3 separate regions of the Homo sapiens genome follow, and all the other regions are linked to region 3. A link is a loop called in an ENCODE intact Hi-C map of the cell type or tissue named here. Cell type or tissue: heart left ventricle. All regions are shown on one strand. Links, peaks and the distances in the headings refer to the core of each region. The heading gives the core; the rest is flanking DNA.

What was found. Peaks named below come from ENCODE experiments on the same cell type or tissue, not always from the same donor. Only the 100,000 strongest peaks of a DNase experiment are listed, where the experiment ranks them.
Region 1: a loop joins it to region 3, with 2.1 times the contacts of the local background. A loop is called at or near these places in 3 of 110 quality-filtered maps.
Region 2: it touches region 3 in a loop (2.8-fold over the local background); 2 of 110 quality-filtered maps call a loop at or near these places.

The regions. Positions count from the first base shown.
Region 1 is chr11:15,792,101-15,798,012 of GRCh38, forward strand. No RefSeq gene overlaps it. Among named protein-coding and RNA genes, the nearest start is that of LINC02682, 120 kb to the right of the region's middle. In heart left ventricle, for the core only: no CTCF peak of the experiment used is centred there; no DNase peak of the experiment used is centred there; H3K27ac peaks cover 381 bases.
Region 2 is chr11:16,181,616-16,187,527 of GRCh38, forward strand. SOX6 (SRY-box transcription factor 6) reads right to left here. Exons shown (of 16, transcript NM_001367873.1): 5 at 5,168-5,340; 6 at 2,271-2,339. Among named protein-coding and RNA genes, the nearest start is that of SOX6, 170 kb to the right of the region's middle. In heart left ventricle, for the core only: no CTCF peak of the experiment used is centred there; no DNase peak of the experiment used is centred there.
Region 3 is chr11:15,647,264-15,653,175 of GRCh38, forward strand. All of the region lies in intron 4 of LINC02751 (long intergenic non-protein coding RNA 2751), which reads left to right. Among named protein-coding and RNA genes, the nearest start is that of LINC02751, 97 kb to the left of the region's middle. RefSeq lists a silencer at 3,051-3,140. In heart left ventricle, for the core only: CTCF peaks have their summits at 2,905 (motif pointing right) and 3,104; DNase peaks (open chromatin) are centred at 2,978 and 3,518; H3K4me3 peaks cover 632 bases; H3K27ac peaks cover 1,744 bases.

The DNA of each region.
Region 1 (5,912 bases), core at 1,777-4,276, 140 kb after region 3:
GGAACAGGGCCAAGAAAGCTGCAATAAACTCTCCCATTTGTAAAGGAGAAGAATGAAAAGATGGAAGACATCAAGTGGTCACTGGCCTATAGCTATTCCGAAATGTGGCTGGGCAAATATTGTAAACCCATACCCTGGGGTGGGGAATATTCTTTGTTTAGATATCAGGTCTGCTTCATGGGTGCAGGCATTTCTCTTCATGGCTCTTGGATTCACATTTTGATAATTCCTTTTCTTTTCCATTATTCTCCCTAAGCACATGTATAGAAAATATTAGAAAATATCTTCTCCTTGAGCGCTGGGTGGCAGAAACTTAGGAGCCCTAAAGTTATTTTCTGTGTTTAACAGCCGTAGTCTCACAATTCAGGCTAATGGCCCTTTGGAAATAAAACTGTCTCAAAAACATTATGGTCCTTTTCACCAACCAACTTTTTATGCCAACTGCCACACTTGGAATTCTTTTCTGGACGTGCGTTTCTTTCTATAACTAATTGGAAGGACTTTACAGTTATTATACATTAATAAGACAGAAGACCTTTCTTTCCTTTCTTTGAACTATTTTGTCCAATTTAAATCATGTACTAGGGGTCACCTTAATAAATTACAGGATTTAAGAAAGAACATGGAGATCACATCCTTGATTTGAACTTTGCCTTGAGACCATAATATAATAAGCTTTTGTTGCTTGACATGTTTCCAGTTTAACTTTTATATGTTAAATACAAGAATCTGTTACAACCTACAGATTCTGAAAGTTCAAGACTCTCTTTTTCTTTTTATTCTTGCTTTAAAACTAGCCATGTCCTTCTGAACTCATCTCTTCTTTATAGTATCTTGTCATATCCTTTTATGAACAACTAAGTCACACATGCCTCATCCCACTGGCCAACCTTATCACCTAAAGCCACTGCTTCATTAGATAAATTATCTGTCTTGCAAGTTATCTTATGGTTTTACAAATGTTTAGTTATTTCCTAATGTGAGTCATAATGTTATCAGATTCAATAATAGTTTCCTCACTACCCACTGCTTGACTCTGAAGCTAGTTACATAATTTTGTTGTTTTTGTTTTGTTTTGTTATGGTAACACCCCACTTCTGGTACAACTTCTGTATTAGTCAGCTTTTACTGAGTACAATCATAGTAACTCCCTAAAGTCTCAGTGGCTCCTAAACATAAAATTTAAGTTTGCTCATATGTAATGTGAGCCTTACCTAATGACAGCTGACTTATACACTTATGCACTGGGACTGTAAGTTCCAAAGGAAGGCCTCAGTGCTTCAGAGATGGTATTATAGTAACCAGGAAATCCGACAAGAGGGAAGAAACTTTCTCCTTCTGCTGCTTTTCTTAATACAGTGAATGACTTCACCATCTATCTAGCTTCCCAAAGCTACAAATAGATAGATGAGTAATCCTCTATTTCTTCCTCTCCTTCACCCCCTACACTCTCCAGTCATCAAGTAAAAACATTCCTGGCAACTAGAACATTACCTGACTCATTGTGTAGTCCCTCTAAACGTTTGCTGTTTTTATGTTAATGCACAAAAATATATGATCAAAAAATATATAAAGTTTATGAAATCCCTATTCTAAAGCAGGGCCTATTTTTATTTTTTTTTTAGAGAAAGGCTCTTGCTCTGTTGCCCAAGCTGGAGTGTACTGCCACAACCATAGGTCACCGTAAGCTCAAACTCCTGGGCTCAAGTGATCCTTCCACCTCAACCTCCTGAGTAGCTACTACTATAGGCACGTGCCACCATACCTGGCTAATTATTTTATTTTATTTTTTTTGTACAGATGGCGTCTTGCTATGTTGTCTAAGCTGTACTCAAACTCCTGGCCTCAAGTGATCCTCCTGCCTTGGCCTCCCAAAGCACTGGGATTATATGCATGAACCACTACAGCCAGCCTGAAGCAGAGACTATAGCCCCCACAACTGTTAAGTGTTAATACAAGGAACCAAACACAGGTCTGCATCACTGAAATGTTCCTGTTCTTTGTATACCACCTGCCTCTATTAGTCACTGCTTTGGGACTAAGTGGAGGACCATAAGAATAGACCTAGGCAGACCGTAGACTGCTACTAACTCATCTCTACTTGTGCATTTAAATATGCTATGTATAAGGGGCAATGTGGCCTACTTATTTGGTAGGCCCAGTGTCATTTTCATCTTCATTTGAAGGACTCCAGAGCATCACCTTCATTTAACAGAATCCTTCTGAGAAGTATTGGTCCCTCTCTCTAAATTCTTGGATGACCCAGGATGAAGAACCTTATGTTGTTTATTTTATAACCTGGCCATTATTCTCATCAGCCAGGAAATTATGAGAGTAGCCACAGCACTGAGAGCCTTGTTCCCAAGAAATTGATCACAAACTGTAGTAGGTGGTGTTCAAAGATCAGATGATCTCAATGAATCACATCTTTCAGTATTTATGTCCTGATATAGTCTCCTCCCACAATGAAACTGAGTTGGCCTGTGACACACTTTAACCAATAGAGTACAGTATTATATTATGCCAAATCTGGGCCTAAGCTTTAAGAATATCTGGCCATATTTGCCCTTTTAGTAGCCTTGAGTTGCCATTTAAGAAGTCTTGCTGCCTGCTGGAAAGTCTACTTGGAGAAAGCAAGTGGAGAGGCCACATGGAGAGAGTAGTCCTAGACTACACGAAGACAGAGAGAAAGATCTGCCATCTCAGCATCCCAGCTGAGTTCAACTTTCAGCCAACCTTTCTTGATTCTCCTGGTTATAGTGAAAGGTCAAATGAAGTAAGGTTTGAAACGGTGATGTGTAAGCTGGACAAGCACACAGGTTTGTGTTACATTCAATTAATCATAAGAGTGTGTTGAGTATTGAGCTCAGCCAGGCTGTGGTAGATAGTACGGGGAAGAGGATACCAACCCTATGCTGAAGGATTTCCCTCTGGGGAACAAAATGAATTTCTGTGCAGAGACACTGCATGCACAGACATTCTCCCACTCAGGTCTTGTCAGAACCACAAGGATGGAGGGATGAAAAGAAGGTCAGGACTGGGGAGTGGGACTGGGGATGGTGTGTGCCACTGAAGGTCAGAACACATAATGAGGTGGTCACGTCACCTCTCCTGGGGAGGCAGATTTGTTATGGCACTTTCTGGGGAAATCAACTAACTTGTCATGGGCTCTGTGAGTGAAACCCCATTTCAAGGTAACAGGGTCTTAGAGGACAGAAAGGAAGGTGAGGTGGCATTAAACCCAAGGTGCTAGAATTCTGACCAACCTTTCTCCAGGGGACACAGGGAAATTTTGAAGCCAATTATCCTCCTCTGCAGTAGCCCTCCATTCCTAGAAATGCATTCTCATCCTTGGAGAAAGATCAAAAGTTTCTGGAAAAGAGCCACAACCAGGAGCAAGACTGGTGAGATACTAATAGAGAGAGCGAGAGAGTGCCATGGATTCACAATGTGTGGTGCCAAGAACTAAAAAGAAAATCAATGAGGGAAAGTCAAATTCCCTCCTGGCCATGGCAGCCTTCAGGAGGCAGAGCAGCTGACAGGCTGCTGGAATCACTAAACCGATGTCCTGAACAACCAGTCAAGGCTGCAACTGAGCTCCATTCTCAGTGATACTCCATGTGGCTAGTTCTGCCTTGTGAAAGAGCCCTTCTCTAGACTTAAAGAATTCTAGAATGGGCACAGCTTTAAGAGCCCAGCCAAAACTGTGCTGCTTTATGAGCATCTCAGTATGAGCTGTTCATGGTTATAACTTGGACAGACTTATCCCAAGGCCTGCTAGGACCTCAGCAGTACAGACTATGAGATGAAAAAAAAAAAAAAAAGAAAGAAAGAAAGAAAGAAAAACAAAAGAAAAGAAAAAAAAGACTGACCCTGCTCTAAGGGTCTAAGGGGGAAAGCCAAAGGCCCTTTTCACACGTACAAGTGGTGAGCCCAAGCTTGAATTAGGCTGGAGTTTTTGTGAAAGAAAATCTATTCAGGTGGCCAGTATAGCAATAAGAAATCTGGTTTGCATGGATCCATGTATCAGGAATACTGAGAAATCAGCAATTCAGAGAGTACATGGGGCCACAGATAACCTCCAGGCCTACCAACTAATGGGTTGAATGCAACAAGGCAAATACTAGACTCCTTTAGATACAAGGATAAACCTAACAAATATTCTACCAGTCTTGGTCACAATTTCCTGAGGGAACACACCACTGCCTACAATTTAAGAAGTCAAGAACTGATCATCCCAGAAATGGAGTGCTCTCCTTTCCCTCCAGTTTTCTGGAACTTTCCCACTTAGATCCATTCAATCTCTGCATACACATAGCCATATCAAAGCTTGGCTCATGTTCTAGGGGACCAGCTGTCAATATATGACTCTATTTGTATTTGATGAATTTTAAAGTTTTTTTTTTTTCTTTTTTCCTTTTTTCAGAGACAAGATCTCACTTTGTCACTCAGGCTGGAGTGCAATGGTGCAATCAGAGCTCAAACTCCTGGGCTAAAGTTATCCTCCTGCATCAGCCTCCCGAGTAGCTGGGACTACAGATGCACGTCACCATGCCCGGCTAACTTTTTATTTTTATAGAGACAGGGTCTTGCTACATTGCCCAGGCTAGTCTCGAACTCCTGGCCTCAAGCAGTCCTCCTGCCTCAGCCTCCCAAAGTGTTGAAATTACAGGCATGAGCCACTGTGCCTGGCCTAAAGTCCATTTTAGTGCAGTAACTAATGACTCAACGCTTCTTTCCTCCTACCGATGCTTAGAACTAAAGATGCCTCCCCAGGTTGAAATACTACCTTGACCATGTTGATCCTTCCCTTGAAGGTCTAACAGTTCGTTGATGATTACCTCATTTCTCTACCCCAGTCCGACAATATTCCTAACCACTGCCTCCTTCTCTCCAGCAGGTTATACTGAAAATTTTCTGATTCTATTCATCCCTGATATACATGCCTAGGCCTCTTCTCTGCTCAGGTAAACTCTATATGCCTCACAGAAGTATTTTAATGAAGAAATCAAGTGGAAATCTAGATCCAAATTGCCCAAAAAATTCCATAAAACAATTGTAGTTCTAGAACCTGTTTTCTCCAAACAATATTTTACATAGTGGTCTGGTGTGTATAAGTAACAGATAAATGCTTATCTACTGAAGTAAGGGTAGGGAGAAAGTTTGCCAGGGGAGATCCTTAGGCCTCCAAAGGACTCCCAGACTCCACAGGAAAAAGAGAAAGCACCACTGACCTAGGCAAGTCACTCAACCTAGACTAAGTCACCTAATGTACAAAGGAGAAAACTAAGGCCCAGAGAGTGGAAGTAGTTTTCTCAGAGTCACAGAATAAATTGGTATCAGAGTCTAATTCAGAAATAATGTCTGTTCTGATACCATACTCTGTCTCTAAAATTTATCCAGAATATCCATGGAATCAGATAATCAAGTTTATCAACTACCTCAATTTGACTTGGTTCATCTAATTTGGGAAATGTGTAAAATAACAAATCCAACATAATGTCAAATCAGATTTTATTAATTTCATTGATCCCTATTAGAGTCATCACAAACATTTTATTTAGGAGAATCAGAAAATGCTCAAATTGAATAAAAATAAGTTGATTGTGTTAGATAAATAATTCAAATGTGCTTTGAAAAATGCATTTTTTGTAATAAGTCATTGAAATCATCTTTCTATGGAAAACTACGTTAATAATTTAAATAGACTTGTTAGTGTATCTGTTCATGATCAATGCAAAGGGCTGCAATCAGCACTTGTTTGAAGCATCCATAGAAAATCTAGCAGGATATGAGATTTGGCAATACCTGTATGGAAGGGTGAAGTTAGTCTAGGGACTCAAGTTTTATAACATGCATATGGTGACCATATTTTCTAAATGAGAAATCAGGACACATGTTTGACAAGTAAG
Region 2 (5,912 bases), core at 2,326-4,825, 530 kb after region 3:
ATGAATACATTTTGTGATTTTGTGTAAGGAGTACGTGTTTTTCAGCATTTGAAAAATTTTTTGAATGGTCTCACATGTAGAAGGTAAATACTGACAAGATATGCCATAAAGCAGTAGCTCAGGACAGAATGAACTATAAATACAGGTCTTATTGCTTTCTCTTATTTTTTAAAAAATTTGAGTTCTTATTACAAAGAATCTTATATTTCTAAAGTGAATGTAACTCTGACATTGACTATCTTTATTTTATAATTTATACTGCTAAGTTCAAGTGCTGATTAGCTTAAATTAAAAAATTAAACAACAAGAAATATCCACACATTTTAAAAGCAATCAAACTTCTATTAGAAAACTTGAAAAACATTACTCCTATCTTTTCAAATTGATGTTTCCAAATGTTCATTCCAATGAATATTTTAAGATCATGTTCTGTAGTTTTCTGAAAAAGATGTAGTCAATTTATACTACACAATCATATATAAGTAATACACACTAAAAATATTTCATTAAAATATTCTGAACTGATTTGGTTGCTGTTCACCTGGAGTTCTCAGTGCCACAGGAAAACATCAGTGAAGACAACCAGTCAGTATAAACAGCACTGGACTAAGAAGTAAAATATATTAGAAAAGAATAAACAAGTAAGTTATAAAGCAGTAGTAAAAACAATAATTAACTGATATAAGAACACCTCAGGGAACTTCCTCCATTCCTGCTTTACAAATAGGAGAAACAGAGAGAACTAAACGATCATGTTATTTAACACCTACTGAGTTCCTACAGAGGGATCTACAGAAAAATGTAGGAAGCCACAGGCTAAAAATCTTGACCTGAGCAGTAGGAGCTACACTGAAAATTCTAATAAGGGCAGAACAAGGGAACACCTGGACAGTTATTTAATTAAGGGTCTCAGCATGAGTCATAAAAGAGATATCAGGATGAGAAATTATTCCAAGATTTAATTGTAAAGGCTGACTGTCAAAAATGCCAGACATTACAACTCATCTATATTTGGACTTTTTATTTTGCAACATGTGTACTTGAATATGGAATACTGAATACGACAAAAACCAACAAAAAAGTTGGCTAAGATCTCCTACTGAAAATAGCTGGACAAAATGCCAATTAGGTAAAGGGACTGCTTCAGATACCAAATTAGTACTTTAAGTGCAGTAACTACCTGGAACACTGAGTATGATTAACAAAATGAAGCAAGGATCGAAGGTAAAATCCTTGTTATTCATCAATGAGATAGAATATTGCAGTAAACTATGACCTCATGCTACTGATTTTTTTTTTAAAATACAGAAGGGCATGATATTAACCTCAAGAAAAGTAATAACATAATTCAGAATACACTGGCCCAGCTAGTTTGAATCAAGATCCCAGCAGGTTCTCCAATAATCAAGGGAAACAAGAGTCTACCGTAGGATAGGCATAACTCTGTGATCAGTGTTTCTAAGGATTAGTCACTAGACAGCCAGTTCCTTATTCTAGGGCTTTCTAGAAGTCACACACCTATATTTCTATTTGGAAAGGGAAACCATTTTCCTTGCCTATCTCAAATAGCTGTTCATTGAGTTAACCATCAAGTATCTAAAAGAATGTCGGAAATCAGACCATCACCTTTCCTCCCCAGATCATTGTAATTATGATCTATATATTTTTACATTGCCATAAGAAAAAGGGATTTTCTACACCATGTCATAATTATTCAGGAACAAGTTTTTCTTCCTTTTTAGACTGTAAGCTCCTTGAAGACAAACTATCACTCATTAATCTCTCTATTCCCTTTAGCATCTAGAAGGAATACAATTAATATTTGTTAAGGAACAAATTATTAACAGCCTTTTTCCAGATTTTTCTCATAATTGGTCCAATTAGTCCTAACAAGTAAATTAAAAGTAAGTTCTCTCTACAGTACTATTACATGGTAAAATACAAAACAGAAAGTGGTCAGTGGCAATAAAAAATACCATCTGTATGCTACCTGGGAGACCATTAGGTTCCCAGTAAGTAGTGTTAGGCAAAAGGCAAAAAGAAAAAAGATAAGGGTTATTTTGCTTACATATCACATCAGAGAATAATGCTTAGGCCACCATCTAGTCCATATTTCTTACATTCAATTATAGAATTGTGCACAACATCCTTGAAAACAGCCTTATTGGTGCTGTTTATAAGACAGGGGTACATCTGCAGAGTTTTAAATTCCATTTTCAAGGAGGAAAGTATCTAAGTATAATCAGACGAGAGTAATAAAATACACTGACCTGGATCTGTTGCTGCAGGAGATTAATTTTGTGCTGCTGTTGCAGAAGTTGCTGCTGTTGTCTCGCAATCTATCAGAAATAAAGTTTCATTAAGTTAAAATGAAATGCTTACACCTCTGCCATTACCTCAGGTATTTCTCCTGGTATTACAACAATCTTTTACCGCACCTCTATGTGAAAGAGTTCCTATAAAATGAGAGAGGCCAAATCAGAAAGATGGATGAAAGGAAAAATTTTTAAACAAGTGCCACCTCTCTGCTTTATCTGTAGGAAAACTACCCCTTCTATTATATTTGTGAGCTATTCACCTATATCTGCACTGGTCAGCTGGAAATCATGGGATTTTAGAAATCGAATCCTTGTAGAATAGAGATAGAAAAATCTCTGGCTACATTTTTCTAAATGGCTTAATTTGGATGTAAAAAGTAAAATCTGTAAGCAAAGACAGGAAAAATCTTCGTATTATTGCTTAATATGGTCTATGTTGGCAAAACCTTTCCTGATACAAAGATTTTCAGAACTGATACATTTACAAATATTGTTAAAGGAGTGCCAAAGGACACAGCAAAAAGTAAAAAATCTTTAGCTTTTTTTGTTGATGCTGTATGTGATGTACAAAATATTTTTAAAAACAAATTAAGCTGTAATTTAACATTTATCCATTTATCCTTTTGAGAACAATGTGTTTATTTCATAGTACAGGATCTATATACAAATTTTATATTTCCTTGTTTCATCCAACAATCAAATTCAACATCTAAACACATTATCTGGTCTATAAAAAGAAATGTTAACCATTTAATGCAAGCCCTACTGATGACTGTCTCTGGCCCTCAGGAGGTCAAATAGCTTCCTTAGGATAATAGTGTTTACTATGAAGTATGAGTCAGGCATCAGGCCACTATTGACTCAAAAGCTGAGCTGCTACAGCTCGAAGTCCAGAGAGATGATCCTTAGTGAGAACACACTCACTGCCAACCTAGGAAGCCAGAGAGAAAAGCAGCCAGAGAGCACTCAGGACTTTGTTTAGTAGTGCCTTTTTGTCAAGAGTGTCTTTTCTTCCTATTTCTTCCTACTTCCAAAGCCAGTATTCTAGAATGGGTTATGTTGGAAGTGAAAATGAGTGTAAATCAGTTCCAAGCTATATACTTCCCAAGCCTTTTTAATGTTTTAGCCTATGCAGGGGGTAGTGCCCAAATTATATTTCATTCAGCACAAGATGACAAAATAGCAGTCTGCTTCTAAATGTTGCTTTCTGATTTTGGATGACAACTGGTTCCTACTGGAAGCCATGATAAAGCTGCCCCTAATGTAGACTACAGTGTGAGAAATGAGACTCCTCCTTGTCAGAGCTTTATACTTAAAGTGGAAATAGTATTTAATCAGGTTGGGATGGCCCACTCTGCTTGTGGATATTCAAATCAGAAATGTACAACTCATTCTGCAGCTCTAGGTATAGATGCTGGATCCTCTGAATATTTATTTCTTCTTAGCAAACCAGTGAAATGCCACTAGGCATCTAATATTGATGGTCCCTCCTAAATGATAAAGTGCTGCATAGAAATGCATCCAAAACACCACAGTGCAATTACTATCATCCACTCTAGACGTATGGGTTTGACACAGTGAAGTATGGTACATAAGCGCCATGTGGCTCAAATTCTGAATTTTATTTGCCAATAGGTTGAGCTACATGCTCGCTTCATTGAGCATGACAACCTAGTTTTAAGTGTCATTTAATTTTCATTTTGAAATATAATTACAAAGTGTTCACTGTAAGATATCACTCGTCTGCAAATGTGTCAAGATTAATTTGTGCTAGCTTATTCACAAGTGTCAATAGTTAATTACTGTGTCATCTCTGGATGGCTAAATGACATTCTAACTTCTGATTTTTTACAGTGTTCCTTTATGTTATTTTCCATTAGGGGCTGAGTCCATATTCCTACATGTGGGCAAATATTCAAGCATATAAAATACCAGACATCACAACTCATTAAAATCAACAGAGCATATATTGCTCTATATACTCCTATAAAATACATTTAACTGAAAAGATAATTCCAGTAATAATGTCAGATTCCTAAAAACTGCACATTAATTTAGATCTGTCTGATCTAAAGCATCAGGGACTACTCTATAGGATCATTGTTAGATTAATGTACTCTTATGAGACAAGAAAAAACATTTGGGAAAGTGATTTATTTTTAAAAGACATACATTTAAACTTTGCTATTTTTTCTTCATTCTCAATTCTAAGTCAATCAGGTCAAATACTTTTAGGAACGATGTACTAATTTGTATTCAATGACTTACCTATGCTATAAATAGTGACCATGTGATGTATCATCCAAACCAAGAAAACTTTCACAAGTAAAAGGAGGCAGGGTATTATTACTCTAGAAAACAGGCATTATACCAGGGCTATCTGGGGAAAACTGAAATGTATGGTCACCTCTTTGGACTTTAAACCTGAAGAAAATCATTGCACCAATGAGCTAAAAGATTCCCAAAGTTTTTCTGGAACAGAACCCCCTTTTTCTGGGAGGAAAATAAGGCCCAGAGAAAAGTCACTTACTCATAGTGAAGCTACAGAGGGATTATATGTGATGTCTATATGAATAAGCATCCCCAAATCATTAATCAAATCCAAACCTGAAACAATGTATCATTTTAGTTATGCCCAGTTGCTATGATGCCTTTTTTGTACACATATTCCCTCAAAATTCTTGAAGACCCTAGATTTCCAGAAGGCTTTGTTTTTTTTTTCCATCTTTTCTTATTTTTATTTTTATTTTTTAGGAAAGCTTACAACAAATAAGCCAATCAATTTGATTACTCTCTGAGCCTGGCACATTCCACATCTCCAGTTCGTCAGTGCCTTTTGCAGGGCTCACCTGTTCTTGCTGTTGGCGAGCAAGGTCCATTTGCTGCCGTTGTTTCTCAATTTGTGACGCTGCCAGTTTTTTCTGTTCATCATGCGCTGCCAGTAGCTGCTCCCGTAAACTGATCAGCTGGGTAATCATGGTGGAGAGCTGCCGTTCTTTTTCTGCCAGGCTCTCAGGTGTACCTAAAATGGAAGCAAGAAGAGATCTCACAAGCTTGAGAAATACCTGGACGAATAAGGGAAAGGAGGGCAGAATTTAGAAAGGGACTATCCTAAGACATTTAAAGATCTGGGACAATGACTGGAGGCCATTGAGGGTACAGGAACACCAGAGAGTAATTACAGCAGTGGAATGAAAGCTAGGGTTCCTCACTGTTCCTGCCAAGAGAAAGTATTGTCACTGGTAAAATTCTCACTCACTCTCCCCTCTTGCTCTAAAAAAAGCAGACTTACCCCATTTTCTCCTTTTTGCCCCCAATCTATCTGATTAAGCTAGGAAATCCATGATATTTAATATGAAAGATCAGAAACTATAGATTATATTAATATTCTATAATCACCTCTAAGCTCAGTGACTAACAGTATCTAAGACATAGTAGGTGCTTAATAAAAGTTACTTGAGGAAGTTTCTGATCCTTACCCTCACAAAATTTTCTATTGTACAAAGATATGTCACTGAAGTTTAGAAGTTAGCAGTCAATCTCTTGGCCATAGAGAGAATACTACAGAGAGAATTAAAACTGCCTCAGGTGAGA
Region 3 (5,912 bases), core at 1,720-4,219:
AGTTTACAATATCAAACGTCAAAACCAGTGTGAAATCAAACACAACCACCAGTCTTTCTCTCCTTAATTTTGTGTAGATGTTTATTAAAATAGAAAGAAAGAAGCTCTGTGGGGTTGGGCGGTGCTGAATTTAGAATGAGGATGATGGAGAAAACCCAAAAAGGAAGGCTTAGGTGATGAGCTTCCAGTGGGTAAGGGGAAGAAGGTGGATTATTTAGGAAGAAGCAGAAAGGGCCCTGTGGATAGTTAATTGTCTTTGGATAAATGGATGGTTATAGTCATTCATTCATTCATTCAATTAGTATTTATTGAGTGCCTCCTATGTACCAATGACAGTGCTAGATACTGGGGTACAGTGGTTTAGAGAAGAGACACAGTTCTGGTCCTCATGGAGCTTGCAGTCTGCAGAAAGTCAGACACTGAACAAAGATGCACAGAATTTAAATGCATAATAATAAACTGTGACACATGCTATGAGACCAAGGAAAATAAGAATTTTCTATAAGAGAGAAAAACAGTATTGGGTAGGTGAGGACACACTGAAGGACTCAATGCCCTAATTAGTCAATGCCATAATTATGGGAATAATTCCCATTCTTCCTCCCCACCACTCACCAACTGCTATTTGAAAGGTCATAGGTCTCTGCTCCATACAGGCATGTACTATTTTAATTCAATAAGCAATCTTTTGAGTGCCCAATAAAAATATGTGGGTATATCCCCAGGCATCAGGTGTCAACCTGCCTTCATAGTCAGCCCTGGCTGCAGCCCCCTTTGATGGGATCCCTGCATATCATTTTTATTCCTATTTTACAGATTTAAAAAATGTTCACAATAGTTCAATGATTCATCCAAGACAACACAGCTAGAAAGTCCAGACCAGGGTTTAGGACTTTTGATAGCAAATCAAGGGCTTTTTCTGTTCACACAGAATAAAATCCTAACCCCACCAGGTCCAGGATGTCATGTCTTTGCCTCATCTCTTGCTACCTTCCCTCTTCTTTACCCTGCTTCATCCACACAGGCCTTCCTAGGATGCAAAAAGATTTTCCCTGCTTCAGAGGCTACGCATCAGCTCTTTTTTCCTATGTCTGGAATGCTCTTCCTTGATTTTTTACTTGGCTACCATCTTTTATTTTTAAATCAGCTTTATTGAAGCATAATAATAATAATAATAATTATCATTATTATTATTATTATTTTTGAGATGGAGTTTCACTCTTGTTGCCCAGGCTGGAGTGTAATGGTGTGATCTCAGCTCACTGTAACCTCTGCCTGTCAGGTTCAAGCGATTCTCCTGCCTCAGCCTCCCAAGCAGCTGGGATTACAGGTGCACACCACCAGGCCCAGCTACTTTTTGTATTTTTAGTAGAGACGGAGTTTCACCATGTTAACCAGGCTGGTCTTGAACACCTGACATCAGGTGATCCACCCACCTCGGTCTCCCAAAGTGCTGGGATTACAAGCGTGAGCCACTGAGCCCAACCTGAAGCATAATTTGTATGAATAAAATTCACTCCTTTTCAGGGTTCAGTTTGATGAGTTTTGACAACTTTATAAATACACTTAGGCAACCACCGTTACATTTCCATCACCTTGGGAAGTTTCCTCCTGCTCCTTTGCAGTCCATCTTTTGCCTATACCCCAGGCATCCTTTTCATATAAGATGCAGTCCATCTTTTGCCTATACCCCTTCCTCCTTTTCATCTAAGTTTCAGCTTAATTATCGCCTCTTCAGAGGCCTTTAGAAGCAATGCCTTCCCTGACCATCCAAAAGCTCTCTTCCATGCTCCTCCTCCTTCATTCTCTTTCAAAGAGTCTGGCTGTTCTCTTTCTTGCACTTACTACAAGATGTGCCCATTTTATCGACTTACTTGTTTGCTCTATTTCTGTCTTCTCCAAACAATATAACCTCCATAAGGGAAGGGTCGTTGTCTTTATTAATGCTTGTAACCCCAGGGCACAGTGCTTGGCACATAGTAGAATAAATATTTATTAAATGCATGAATGAATGCATGGATAAGTGGTACTGCATCCTTCTGTGTGCAAGTAGCTGAGGATTCATGGCTGAATCAGAGATGATTTCTATGCTTATGGAGTTCACAATCAAATGGAAGTCTTGTGACAGGCACACAGATAACACCGACACAGATAATCCCTAATGCTTGGATAATGCACTACTATGCACGTATAAGCCATTTACTGTGTGCCAGGCCTTGTTCTAATTCCTTTGTATATATATATTCACTCATTTTATCCTCATGGCAACCGTATATGGAAGTTACTACTGATATTGCTGGTTTAAAGATGAGGAAAACTAGGAGTTTTCCTAGTCAGGCTGAGTCACTTACCGCAGATAAGCTAGCTTGTGAGTGGAGAAGTCAAGATTTGGGACCATGCTATTTTGCAGGGCTGCCTGATCCATGCCCCAAGAGAGGGTCACATAAGGGATCCAGAGAATACGGAGAAAGCTGAAGGCAGGCCCAGCTCAGACTCAGGTCAGACTTGCAGGGCAGGCGAAGTTCTAACTCTGGAAACTGGAAACCGGGACAATTGTCTCTGGAAGCCCTACATCAGGTCCAGTTCAAGCAGCCAGAGACAGCCCTCCAAACCCAGGGGCAGGATTTTCAGGCCTCTAAAGGAGACTATAGCCGGATGGGGAGGGAGTGGCTTGCCCTCGTGCCCCTGTGTCCCCAGGGGTCCAGTTACCCCAGTGACAGTGCAAGCCAGAGCATCAGGGCTTCAGGTGGCCAGCTGAGTTGTTCCCACAAGGCTGCAACACGTATCCGGAACACATTGGGAACTGGGGCTCCAGGCCGAGAGGCCTGAGCGCCGCCTGGGGATCTGGTCCATCTGGGTGGCAGCTTCCCAGAGGCCTGCCGCGCTCGGCCTGCAGTTCTCCGCTGCGGACGGTAGGTGGCAGCGGGTCGTGAGAAATGGCCCTCGCCTGGCCCTGGCTGCGGAGACCCAGCCTGGAGAAAAACGTGGCTGGGCTTCGGCCGCCGAGCGAGGGAGAACCGCGCCCCCGGGGTGGGGCTTGGGGGCCGCCCTGGGACTCGGTGGCTTCTGCCCGAGCGGAGGTCAGCGAGGACCCGGGAGGCAGCGCCTGGATGGAGCTGGACGGGGAGGGCTCTGCTGGGGCTCCTGGTCCCCATGCGGCTGTGCTGTCATGGGGAGCCCTGGGGACCCTGGCACCCTCGTGAGGGCCCAGCCCGCCGACTCCTTAGCCAGAACTTGTGCCCAGCGTGGGAATTTTCTTCCTGAGCAAACAACTTTTTTTTTTTTTTTTTTAACTGAGGAAGAAACTGCCCTTCAGAGAGGTTAAGGGACTGGCTGTGGCCACATGGCTCTTGCGTGGCTGTGCAGTTATTAAAACCTGGTCCTGTCTGACGAGAATCGTGCTTTTTTCCACTGTGCCAATACCCAGTGGGGGATTCCCTGGTGTGAGCGCCTGGGGATAACGGGGGTGTCTTCTAGTCTGCATTTACAGTGAGGAACTCGGCTACGCCAGGGTGTGGCCATGGGCCCCCGCTCCCAGGCACTGTGCAGTGAGGGGGTGGCTGAGACGACCGCTGGATGGCCTTGGAGAGCCCTAATTCCCTCCCAAGCCCTAACTCTCCAGGCCCCCTGCCCTGGCAGCCTCTGAGCATTAAATCTGACCAGACCTGCCCCTGCAGGGTCTGAACTCCGGACGCCCCCCACCTCTGTCTACCTACTCTTATTGTACTGGATTTCAACCCGTCTCCCCACCTCTGACATTTGAAAGCACTTTTACTCTCGGGAATTCGTTAGCTCTTTACAACCACCCCGTAAGGCAAAAAAAAAAGAAGGGATGTTTACATTTACAGAAGAGGAAACCGAGGCCTCAGAGAAGTGATTTGCCAAAGGGTACCAAGCAAGTTCGCGGCTGAGCCGGGTCTTGAACCTTAGGTCTTCATAGCTGCCTCCTGCGACAAGGCGGGAGCAGCGCTGGTGCAGAGCTCTGGAGCGGCCGGCAAGCCGAGCAGCGGAGGCCCTTCCATGCCTCTTCCTCTCCCGGAGGCAGACGGGGAGCGGCCGACAAATTAATTCACGCTATCTTTACATTATGTATAATGCGGCATGATTTTATTTTGCTTCATTCCCGAAATCTTTTACAGTAATTAGTAGCGGAGTAAAATATAAAAATTAATGCAATATAACACTTTAATGGTAATAATACACTATCCTGTCTAATTAATAAAATCTGTTGTTTCCAAGCACGATTATTTATTTGACAAATTGATAGCACACATCCTGTTCATACCCTCTTTCCTAGCTCCCATCCTTTCAGTTTATCGAATAAAACTGTAGCAGGAAAATAAACAGATTGTCTTCTGACCTGACAAGCAAGTGAGAAATAAACCTCTCACTCATACATCCCTAATTGTTCTCAGCAATATCCTCTAACACATGTCCAGATTGCTTAAAAATGAATCTTGATTCCTCCCCCCCGCTTTTTTTTTTTTTTTTTAAATTGCGTCTCCTTATTTTAGAGAAAAGAGACCTTTCCTCCCTTTCCTCTGGGTAGTGTTTATATCGGGGCAGTTGGAGGGATATAAATTTTGTGACTGTGTTCAGAAATTCTGATGGCCTTGCTAACAGAGTGAGGCGATTGTTCAGGCCATGCCAAAGAGAGAGAGAGAGAGAAAGAAAGAGAAAGAGAAAGAGAGGAGGTCCGGGCTGCTCTGAGCCGCTGCCGAAGAACGCTGAACCCATCGCGAAGGCTGCAGGAGAGGATCAGCAAGGGAGCAGGGAGCAGTGAGGTTGCAGGATTGTCATTGGGAGTTGGCAAAAACGAAACTGGGGAAGGGGTTAGGGCAGGATACCCAGACCTGGCAGTATTTGCAGGTAGTACTAGGGAATAAGGAACAAGGTCCAGCATCATTATGTGTGGAACTTGGGATGAAACAACGATCTAATTACAAACCCGAATGCATGCTATTTTATGTAATACGGGGGCATTTTACATGCCAAGTGTGAAAATGCGAAAGCATTTTAAGCTATAAATAGGGCCTCAGAGATAGAGATACAGAGAGACATGGAGACAGATGGAGAAAAAGAGAGAGTCAGACAGAGACAGAGAGAGCACGCGAGAGCAGGACAGAAAGAGAGAGAGACTTACCATCTGCAGGTTATTTTGCAGCACTTTTCTCTGAAAGAAAAATTATGTGATGTGATCTGTGTTCGGGGAAAAGCTATGCTATCCTCAGCTTTCAAGCTACATTTACTATAATAAAAAAGGAAAAAAAAATCTCCAAGTGCACACAGGTGAAAAAAGTCACCCTCTCATGGAAACTGGCCTCAATACAGAAAAAGAGATACACACACACACACACACACACACCCCTGCTTGCACAATCCATGGATGAGTCTCCAGAGTCCTTTCTTTTGTATAGAAAAGTTCTACGATCTTATGGGCATTAGGTTCAACACACATACACACACACACAGACACACACAGGCACAATGCAGATATGTGCACATACCACCACTACACACACACCCTTTTGAGCCCAGGCCCTTGAATCAGTGCAGTCATGCCCCATTGGTGAGACTCCCCAGGCCACTTCCTGGGCCACCACAGTAATCCCTACCTTCCACTGAAGTCTGAATACTCTGATTTTATTACCCACCCCCACCTTTCTCTCTTGATCCATCTCCCCATCCCCACCACCATTGTGCTAGTGCATTATTTTAATAATAAAAATAATAATTTAAATAAAATTCTTCCAGGCTGGGCGCAGTGGCTCACGCCTGTTATTCCAGCACTTTGGGAAGCTGAGGCAGGTGCATTGCTTGAGCTCAGGAGTTCAAGAACAGCCTGGGCAACATGGTGAAACCCCATCTCTACCAAAAATACAAAAGATTAGTCAGATTTGGTGGCATGTGCC